Regions from separate parts of the Mus musculus genome. Here region 2 is linked to region 1. A link is a contact called in ENCODE Hi-C or POLR2A ChIA-PET data. All regions are on one chromosome and are shown on one strand. The core of a region is the stretch at or near the end of the contact, and the rest is flanking DNA. Distances in the headings are between cores, read along the strand shown. Region 1 holds the start of Zfp112 (zinc finger protein 112). Region 2 holds the start of Zfp61 (zinc finger protein 61).

Region 1 (4,498 bases), core at 602-3,101:
GGGTTCTGGGACTCGAACCTGGGGCCTCTGCAAGCAGAAACAATGCTGATTGTTAATCACCTCTCCATTCCCAATTCCACTGTTTTTTTTTTTTTTTTAAATCTATTTATTTGTGGGTGTGTGTATCTACAACAATTCTCTTCTTCCACCATATGAGTCCTAAGGATCAAATTCAGGACGTCAGGCTTGGTGGCAAGTGCCTTTGCAGGCTGAGCCATTTCAGTATGGCTAGTGCAAATACGATTGTAAAAAATGATTCTGTAGTGTTATCTGCAAATATGATTGTAGAAGTAACTGTAGCGTATACGATTAAGAAAATAAGTAGACTATAAAGAAATATAATTACCTAGGAACACAGGATATAATGATAATAATTTTATATTTTTTGGTACAATCAGTAAATTTTTAACCTATGTTCTAAAAAACAAATTTTATTTTTTTCCTTAAATAGAAGTGATAAAAATAATGATGACTCCACATCCAATAAAGCTCTTTTAAGAGTTATATTTATTAATTTGGATAGAACCCGTACAGCATTTAGTTTTAAATGTTTATATTTCATACTTATTCTTTATGTCCAAGCATTTCTCTATCCCGTCCAGAATTAATTAAAAAATATTAGGGTAACTTCATAAGTGGATCTGCTAATGAGTAAAGAGAGCCTCACTCCTCAGAACAGACAGATTGACAGAAGGATGCTAAGGTCTACCCCTGTGTATTAGTTACTTTTTGTTGCTGTGATCAAACACCATGAATAAGGTGTGGAAGAAAGCGTTTATTTTGGCTTTCAGTTCCATAATAGTAGGGACAGCATGGCAGGTGGCAGACTTGTCAACAGGAGCAAGAAGCTGAGAGCTCCCTTCTGAAACTCAAGCATAGCGAGCAAACACCTTGGAGGCTGACCCCGCCCCATGACGTATTTCTCCAGCAAGGCCACACCAGCCAAACCTCCAGAAACAGCACCCCGCCCTCTAAACTGTGGACCTGGCATCCAAAGGTTGGACCCTACGGGGTCATTTCTCATTCAAACGACTGCACCACTACCACGTTCTCTGATGCCTCTTTCCCCTGCAGCACTTTTTATATAAAGGATTAAGAAGACAACTTGCTCGGAGAAACCGGACTTCAGCTAACACCTCTCCCGGCCCCCGTAAGGCACAGTGGACACTGCACACAAAGCTGGGAACGATTGTCTCAACAAAAACAAAACAAGTCATTAAGGACTTTGATAATGGGGACAGGCTGGGTCCAGAGACCCTACAGCAGGAGCTCTGAGACCATCCGTGGGTCACTAAAGCGTCCAGCTTCTCTGAAATTGGAAAGCACCGATAGTAAATGTCCCATTTCCTACCGCGCGTCAGCAGTTTTGAGCCTTGCAGGAAACTCTAGATCACTCTTGGATAGGTACCAAGGCGTGGTGGAAAGCATGGAGGCAGAGATGGAGAGTCTGAACTCCACTGCTGGGAGATGGCATCGTGACCAGAGCTAGGGAGGCGGCTGGGGGTGCCCATCGCCCAGGAGACCCTCCATCCAGGTGACTGACAGCCCCGGGCCAGGCCTGAGTCAGTGTGTGCAATCGCAGCACACTCGGGCATGCTCTTCCAAAGTAAGTTCACGTTCTACCTTTCCGAGGCAGACTTCCTTACCCAGGATACAAGCCTGGTGGCTATCACCCAGGGCAACCTGAAAAGGATCGCTCACACTCGGGAGGGGTCAGTAAAGGGGAGGGCTCACCTTTCTGAAAGGAACGGAACAAGGCCTCACACACCTGGGGCGGAAGTGACTCTTCCCGCATAGGCAGCCAGGACTACACTTCCCAGAATTCCCGAAGGTTGCGGGGAGAACAGTCTCCTGCAGTCTCCTGCAGAGGATCTTGCACACTGAGGATTCCCAAACTACATTTCCCAACCGGAAGGATGGCCTCTCAGCCCCCCCCCCCCACCTGCAGCGGAAGTTATCTTATCATCCCGGGGATGGGAGGGTCATGAACTACATTTCCCAGAATTTTCAGAGTCCTTGCCTTCCCCGAGCGGAAGTGCCATGGAGTAAGGAAACCGGACTTCAGACTTTTGAAAGTCCTTGGCATACCCTAAGCCAAAAATCTTCGAACCACGATGCTTTCCCTGCTTTCTGTGGAAGATTGGGATAAACAGCGCTTTCCCCAGAGCACGTCAGGGACTGCTTGGGTCTACAGTTCACGGGATCTGCAGGGCCTGCCTTAACCCCAGCGGACCTCCCTTCCAGATCATTTGCATAGTCCTGAGTTTAGGGATTCCCCTTATTATTATTATTATTATTTTTTATATTTTTTATTAGGCATTTTCCTCATTTACATTTCCAATGCTATCCCAAAAGTCCCCCTCCCCCCACTCCCCTACTCACCCACTCCCCCTTTTTGGCCCTGGAGTTCCCCTGTACTGGGGCATATAAAGTTTGCATGTCCAATGGGCCTCTCTTTCCAGTGATGGCCGACTAGGCCATCTTTTGATACATATGCAGCTAGAGTCAAGAGCTCCGGGGTACTGGGTAGTTCATAATGTTGTTCCACCTATAGGGTTGCAGATCCCTTTAGCTCCTTGGCTACTTTCTCTAGCTCCTCCATTGGGAGCCCTGTGATCCATCCAATAGCTGATTGTGAGCATCCACTTCTGTGTTTGCTAGGCCCCGGCATAGTCTCACAAGAGACAGCTATATTAGGGTCCTTTCAGCAAAATCTTGCTAGTTTATGCAATGGTGTCAGGGTTTGGAGGCTGATTATGGGATGGGATTCCCCTTATTTAATTCTGCTGATTATCACTATTCACCTTCAGCTCTCCAACCTCCACTGTCTTTATAAAAATCTTGGAAAAGAAAAGCTTTTCAAACGTGACACTAGGACAAACTCAACGTAACTAATCCCCACCCAGTTCAAGAAGCAATTCTATAAAAAGCATGGAAGCAGGAATGCAGAAAAAGGTAAATCAAGTACAAAGGAACTGAATTAATAATTTTAAATATTTAATGTATGTGTGCGTGTGTGCACATGTGTGCTTGGGCACATGTATATGCACCATTGCGTGTAGTGCCCAAGAAAACTAGAAGAGGACGTCTGTTTCCCACCTCCCTCCCCCATAACTTGACTTTACAAACCCGTTAGCCAACTGACGTGGGTGCCGGGTCCTCTACAAAAGTGGTGCGTGCTTTTAACAGCAGAGTGAGCCCATCAACAACCTAAGTTTGGATTTTCAAAAAGGATTTATGTGTATGAATTTGCATGTATGTGGAAGACAGAGGGCAGCTTGCAAAAGTCAGTTCTTTCTCTCCCACCATGTGGGTCATGGGGATCAAAATCAGATGGTCAGGACTGAAAGCAAACATCCTTAGCTGCTGAGCCATCTCACCAGTTCAAAATAAAGCTATTTAGCAAATGATAGAAATTACTCAACCATTTGCTTAATCAGTAATCTATTTTATAGTATAACTCTTGGGACCCATCAACTATTACCTAGTAACTGTGGCAAGACATATGGGTTATTTATACATTTAACAAGGCTAAATAGCCAAAACCAGATGCACATGGGCATATACCCACAGTCACTTAGATCCTCCAAAGTCTTTAAACTTTCATCAATTCCACTGCCAAACAACCATTTTCAGCATTTACTAAACAATTTCCTTTGCTCAACCAAACCTTGACGTATTCAGAGGTCTAACTTGTAGCCATTTCCACTTCATATTAATTTATACCAGCATGGTTCCTTCAAGATTTCAAGTGACCACTGAAATTCATACACTTAAGCAGATGTTGGGGGGCACACACACTTTTTTTTTTTTTTTTTCTCGAGACAGGGTTTCTCTGTATAGCCTTGGCTGTCCTGGAACTCACTCTGTAGATCAGGCTGGCCTCGAACTCAGAAATCTGCCTGCTTCTGCTTCCCAAGTGCTGGGATTAAAGGTGTGTGCCACCACCACCCGGCGGGGTACACACTTTTAAGCCCAGCACTTGGAAGGCTGAGTCAGGCAGACCTCTGTGAGTTCAAATCCAACCTGATCTACATGGTGAGTTCCAAACCACCCATGGCTACAGGGAGATTCTGAATCAAAGAATGACCAAAACCCAGACAAACCAACCCAACATAAGTTCTTCTTTCTAACGCTGGTTTTGTATCTATAAATTAGTGGGGTGGGCAGCAAAGTCTATTTTATCCCAGACTTTCAAGCCTTCAACAAAGTCAAAGTGTGGAGAACCTTTGCTGTTTTCTTATCTGAATTCAGAATGATCCTGCTTCTGGACACAGCCCAGTTCAGAATGTCCCTCACTGCCAGGTATACTAAATTCTGTCAGAGGGCTCTTTAAGGCAGTGGTTCTCAACTTTTCTAATACAACCCCTCATGTTCTTTTTCTGGTGACCTCCCAACTGTTGAGGTTTGGTCTGTTGCTATGAATTGTAATACTAAATTCTGTACCTGAAGGTCTGGTTGCTTATGAGTGAGTCCTCACGTTTACCAGCTTTTGTTG
Region 2 (4,498 bases), core at 952-3,451, 190 kb before region 1:
AGTGCCTAAGACATCATATGCCTTCAGTAAACTGTTAAGCCAGCCTTGAGAAAGACAGTCACTTGAAAAATTTTTATTCAGTCTGCCAGCTGCAGTGGATGCAAAGCATGGAGTTTCCTGAAGAGGCTAAAGGAGGAAACAACATTTAATTCATATATGGTCTCAGAAAAATTTCCAAAAGAGGGCTGGAGAGATAGATGGCTCAGTGGTTAAGAGCACTGGCTGCTCTTCCAGAGGTCCTGAGTTCAATTCCCAGCAACCACACGGTGGCTCATAACCACCTGTAATGGGATCCGGTGCCCTCTTCTGGTGTGTCTGAAGACAGCTACAGCGACAGTGTACTCACATACATAAAATAAGTAAATCTTTAAAAAAATTCCAAAAGAATTAGAAAGCAAGAAAAAGGAATTGCATATTTAAAATAATCAATCTATTTTTATGCCAAAAGTGGTTTCTGAGTCAGCTATGGGCCACAGTAACTATCTCCAACTTGAGTCTAAAGTCAGTGAAATAAACACGGAGCTCAGTTGATTGAAAAGAAAATGATGAGAAACAAGCTAATGAAATAAAGGCAAGCTCTCACTGTATAGGCAACAGCTTCCATCATTTCTTGTAAAGAAGCAGGGACTGAGAAACTTCAGGAGACCAAGGAGAACAAAGCCAGTTTTGGCGGAGAAGGGGCCGGGGGCGGGGCCGGGGCGGAGCTAGTAGAAGCGAAGGGGCGGGGTAGAGGAGAAGGCAGTAGGGACAGAAGGAACTCTGAGACAGCTGAGCCAGGAGAAGCTGAGCTGAGTAGACAGGCAGAGCCGATGTTATAGCTTGGAGCGGTTAGAATGGGGAAAGCCGGAGAAGGACTGTTTACGCTGTTGGAAAACTGAGGGAGGAGTGGCCGGGAGAAATGTTTGAAGGGGCCTGGGCTGGAAACTGGAAGGAGGGAGTTAAGAGAATGGGTTATGCTGTGAAACAGCCAGCCATTTACATCTAGAATTACTACTACGTTGATCAATGGTAATATATTTAACTTTTCTAAGAGCAACTTTAAAAAATACACAGCTGTCCGCTTTGTATTCTTGCCATCAACATGCGATAGTTCAGTTCTCACATGTTATCATTTTCCCCCCACAAGGTAATTTGCCTATATCCATTTCTTTAAAAAAAATTCTAAAGATAAACATGTCCATGTTTGCTACTCTTATTTCTATTGAAATTGCTGAACCATGTTTGAATCTTCACTCCTTTTAAAAAGTTGGCTCTTGTGCTGGGGTTTATGAGTTTTCAAGGGCTGGCAAGGTGGCTCAGCAGGTAAACACTCCTGTTGCCCAGCCTGACAACCTGAGTTGGGTCCCCTGCACCCACATAGTGACTGCAAGGAGATTTACTCCTGTACGCTGTCCTATGACTTCCTCATTTGCGCTGTAACTGTGAGACCCCGAGCGTTCCCCCAAGCCCGTTTTCCCCGATCTCTGGGGATACAGCCAGAAAGAAGCTCTTTGTTCTCTATAGCCAGCAAAAAGCTTTTTTTTTTTTTTTTTTTTTTTTTTTCTGTGCCTTACAACCAGAGATGCGATAATTGTAGGAAGACCTAGCCAGGCCCTTGCTTGGCTCCCTGTGCCAAGGACACGGAGATAGACACAGGAGAGGAGCTATAGCTCACTCCCCCACCTCGCCAGAGAAGAACTGTTGCCAACTCTCCTCCCAACTCCTCCCAATTCCTCACTTTTCCTTTAAAAGACCCCCCCCCTACTGTTACCTCTGGGGGCCGAACTCCCCTGCCCTGCGCGGTCCTCAGCTAGCTGACAATAAAGCCTCTTGTGGTTTTGCATCAGGTGTGGTTTTATTGGGGTGCCAGCTCATCCCGGGACTTGAGCGGAGGTCTCCCCAGTTTCGGGGGTCTCACATAACATGCACGCACGCTCCCCACGCATGCATGAACACACCAATAAATGATTTATTTTATTTATTTATTTATTTTAGTATTTTGGAAAGTTTATTTATTCACTCACTTATTTATTTATTTATTTATTTATTTATGGATGTTTTCTCTGCATGTTTTGTCTGTGTACCTTGTACATGCAGTGCTCGAGGACGCCACGAGAGAGCGACGGGTCCTCCGGAGCTGGAGCAACTACGGTTTTGAGCTCCGCAGTTAGTAGCGCTCTCCGCACCACGTCATCTCTCCAGCGCCAAAGCCTATACGTCCTAAGGCAGACATCCTCCAATGTAAAGACGTTGCTGTCCAAGACTTTCTTAGGGAGTATGGGAAATGAAAAACAACAGGGAAATCCAATACGGGAGGATGGTGCTCCTCCCCTAGCTTCGGGACCGGCCACCCGCGCCTCTGCATCCTCACTTCCGTTACCACTGAGGGAGCCGAGCGTCACGCACGGTTTCTCCACGCGGAATTCTGGGAACTCGTCGGCTTCAGGCTAGCCTGTAGCCATCTGTCCCCCTGGATTTGAGTTATTTTAGCCAGGAACCTCCAGAATGACCCGCTAGATGCTTCTGAGATCGACAGCAATTGCGTCTCGGGTGAAAAGGAAGGAGCGAGGTTTGAAAGGTAAGGAGCAGCGGCGAGCTCCGGAGGGAGCGTCCTGGTGCCTGCAGGCCCTCGGCGCGAGCGGCTTCTGCAGTGCCCCCGCCCCGCCCCGTCCCCGCAGCCCCCTCTCCCTGCCTGCAGCCCTCTCTCTCCCATTCCGCAGCTCCCCTCCCCTCCTGCCCGCAGCCCTCTCCTGCCTTCAATCTCCTTCTCTGGTCCTGCAGCCCTTTCTTGCAACCCACTCTCCCTGCCCTCAGACCCCCTCTTCCGGCCCGCAGCAGCCCTCCCGCCTGCAGCAGCCCTCCCCTTCTGCAGTTTCCCTCTCCCCTCGTTACCCCCCTCCCTCCCTGCAGCCCTCTTTTCCTCTCTGAAGCCCCCTCTCCCTTCCTGTAGTCCCCCTCACTCCTGCAGCCACCTCCCTCCTGCAGCCCCCCTCTCCGCCTGCGGCCACCGCTCCCCTTCTGCAGCTCCCTCCCTGCTCCCGCGGCGCCCACCTTCTCCACCCCCTAGTCGGCTCTGCTTCTGCCCCTGCCGCACTAGCAGATCTCTCTGTGCATATCTTGGGTGTTCTGCAAAAGACAGACATTAGACCTTCCTAGTAGCATACTTGGAGAGAAAAAAAAAAAAAAAAGGATGGTGAAACACTCAAAACTGCCTGGCATGCAGGTCTCATGGAGAGACCATAGTAATACTTCATCCAGTTCTTGGCCGTCACAGTTGTGACCCATCTATGACCTTTAGAGGAAGGAGCTGGCTGCTTGCAGCAGGTACTGGGGCAGGAACTGTGAGATGTAATGTAGGGAATTTTATAATTTTACAATTTTTGGTTTCCCTGCAGCCCTGACTTCCCAAAAAGCAGTGCTGGAAGCCATAAGTGACTAAGATTGGCTGACGCTGGAGGATGTGTGGGTCGTACACCTGGGATTAACTTTTATTAGAGGTGAGTCTATACAGAGTGTTGTGCCCAGATGGCAGAAACCCCGAAGAGACCACCAGGCACCACAACTCGGAAGCAAGCACACGAACATCCTTGTCCTACTTTGAACTTGGGCCACAGACCTTCCCGATGGGACAGGAAGGAGAGTGACCCCCAGCACTAGGTGAAGGGATGGATAAAGGAAAAAAAAAAAACCCACAAGCGGGGGTTTCTAAGCCTTGGCACTGCATGAGAGGGTAAAAGAGTTTTCTTTCCAAGAACCCAAGGGTGGGGGCCATATCCCAGGCTAGCCTCTGACAATAGGCTGTTCAAACCCACATTTTACTGGTCCAAGCTCCCAGAGGAAGCCAGCCAGTATCATGAATATAGGTTAGCACTGGCTTGCAGGGATCTTGAGAGCGGGCTTTGTACATTTATTGAGACCTGTGTGTGTGTACGTGTGTGTGTACATGTGTGTGTGTGTACATGTATGGACGCCGGATGTCAACCTCGGGTTCCCAGGAACCATCCACTGTTTTTCTGTTTAATATTTATGTAGGGGTGGAAAACGTGAGTTGCGGTGTGGGTGTGGCGATTAGAAGACCACGCTGGGGAGATGCTGCCCATCTACCATCCTGTGTATCCTGAGGACCAAACTCGGGCTTGGTGGTAAAAGCTTTTATCCACCAAATCCTCCCTCGTGGACTTCGAGATTGCCTAATTAGGTGAGGCCAGCTGACCAAGAAGCAGGAGAGATGCCATTATCTGCCTTCGCAGAACTGGCTTTATAGATCTGTGTGTGCCACTGGCATGCAGCCCCCTCCTCCCCAACCCCTGACTTTTCAAGTAAAATGTGCCCTTGGGATGAAACGCAGGTCTTTGTGCTTTGCCCAGCAAGCTCTTTACCAACTAAGCCATCTCCCCAGTCCCTGGTATTAGGTTTTTAAAAAAAGTTGTTTTCACCAATTCTTTTTTTTTTTTTAACTTTTTTTCCCCCAAAGATTTATTTATTATTATATGCAAGTACACTGTAGTTGTCTTCAGAC

Evidence for each region. Hi-C counts contacts between places; a loop is a spot of excess contacts on that map. ChIA-PET counts read pairs that join two places held with the same protein, here RNA polymerase II (POLR2A).
Region 2: a loop to region 1 is called in a map of adrenal gland, with 2.2 times the contacts of the local background. The contact joins the promoter of Zfp61 here to the promoter of Zfp112 in region 1. A Hi-C loop is called at or near these places in 1 of 37 maps with a recorded cell type or tissue (adrenal gland). POLR2A ChIA-PET finds 5 or more read pairs at or near these places in 2 of 5 experiments (Patski and embryonic stem cell).

The regions. Positions count from the first base shown.
Region 1 is chr7:24,109,673-24,114,170 of GRCm38, reverse strand. Zfp112 (zinc finger protein 112) reads right to left here and starts at 1,851. Exons shown (of 5, transcript NM_021307.2): 1 at 1,735-1,851.
Region 2 is chr7:24,297,252-24,301,749 of GRCm38, reverse strand. Zfp61 (zinc finger protein 61) reads left to right here and starts at 2,201. Exons shown (of 7, transcript NM_009561.2): 1 at 2,201-2,557; 2 at 3,375-3,476; 3 at 4,012-4,177. Zfp94 (zinc finger protein 94) reads left to right here. Exons shown (of 6, transcript NM_001199321.1): 6 at 1-46.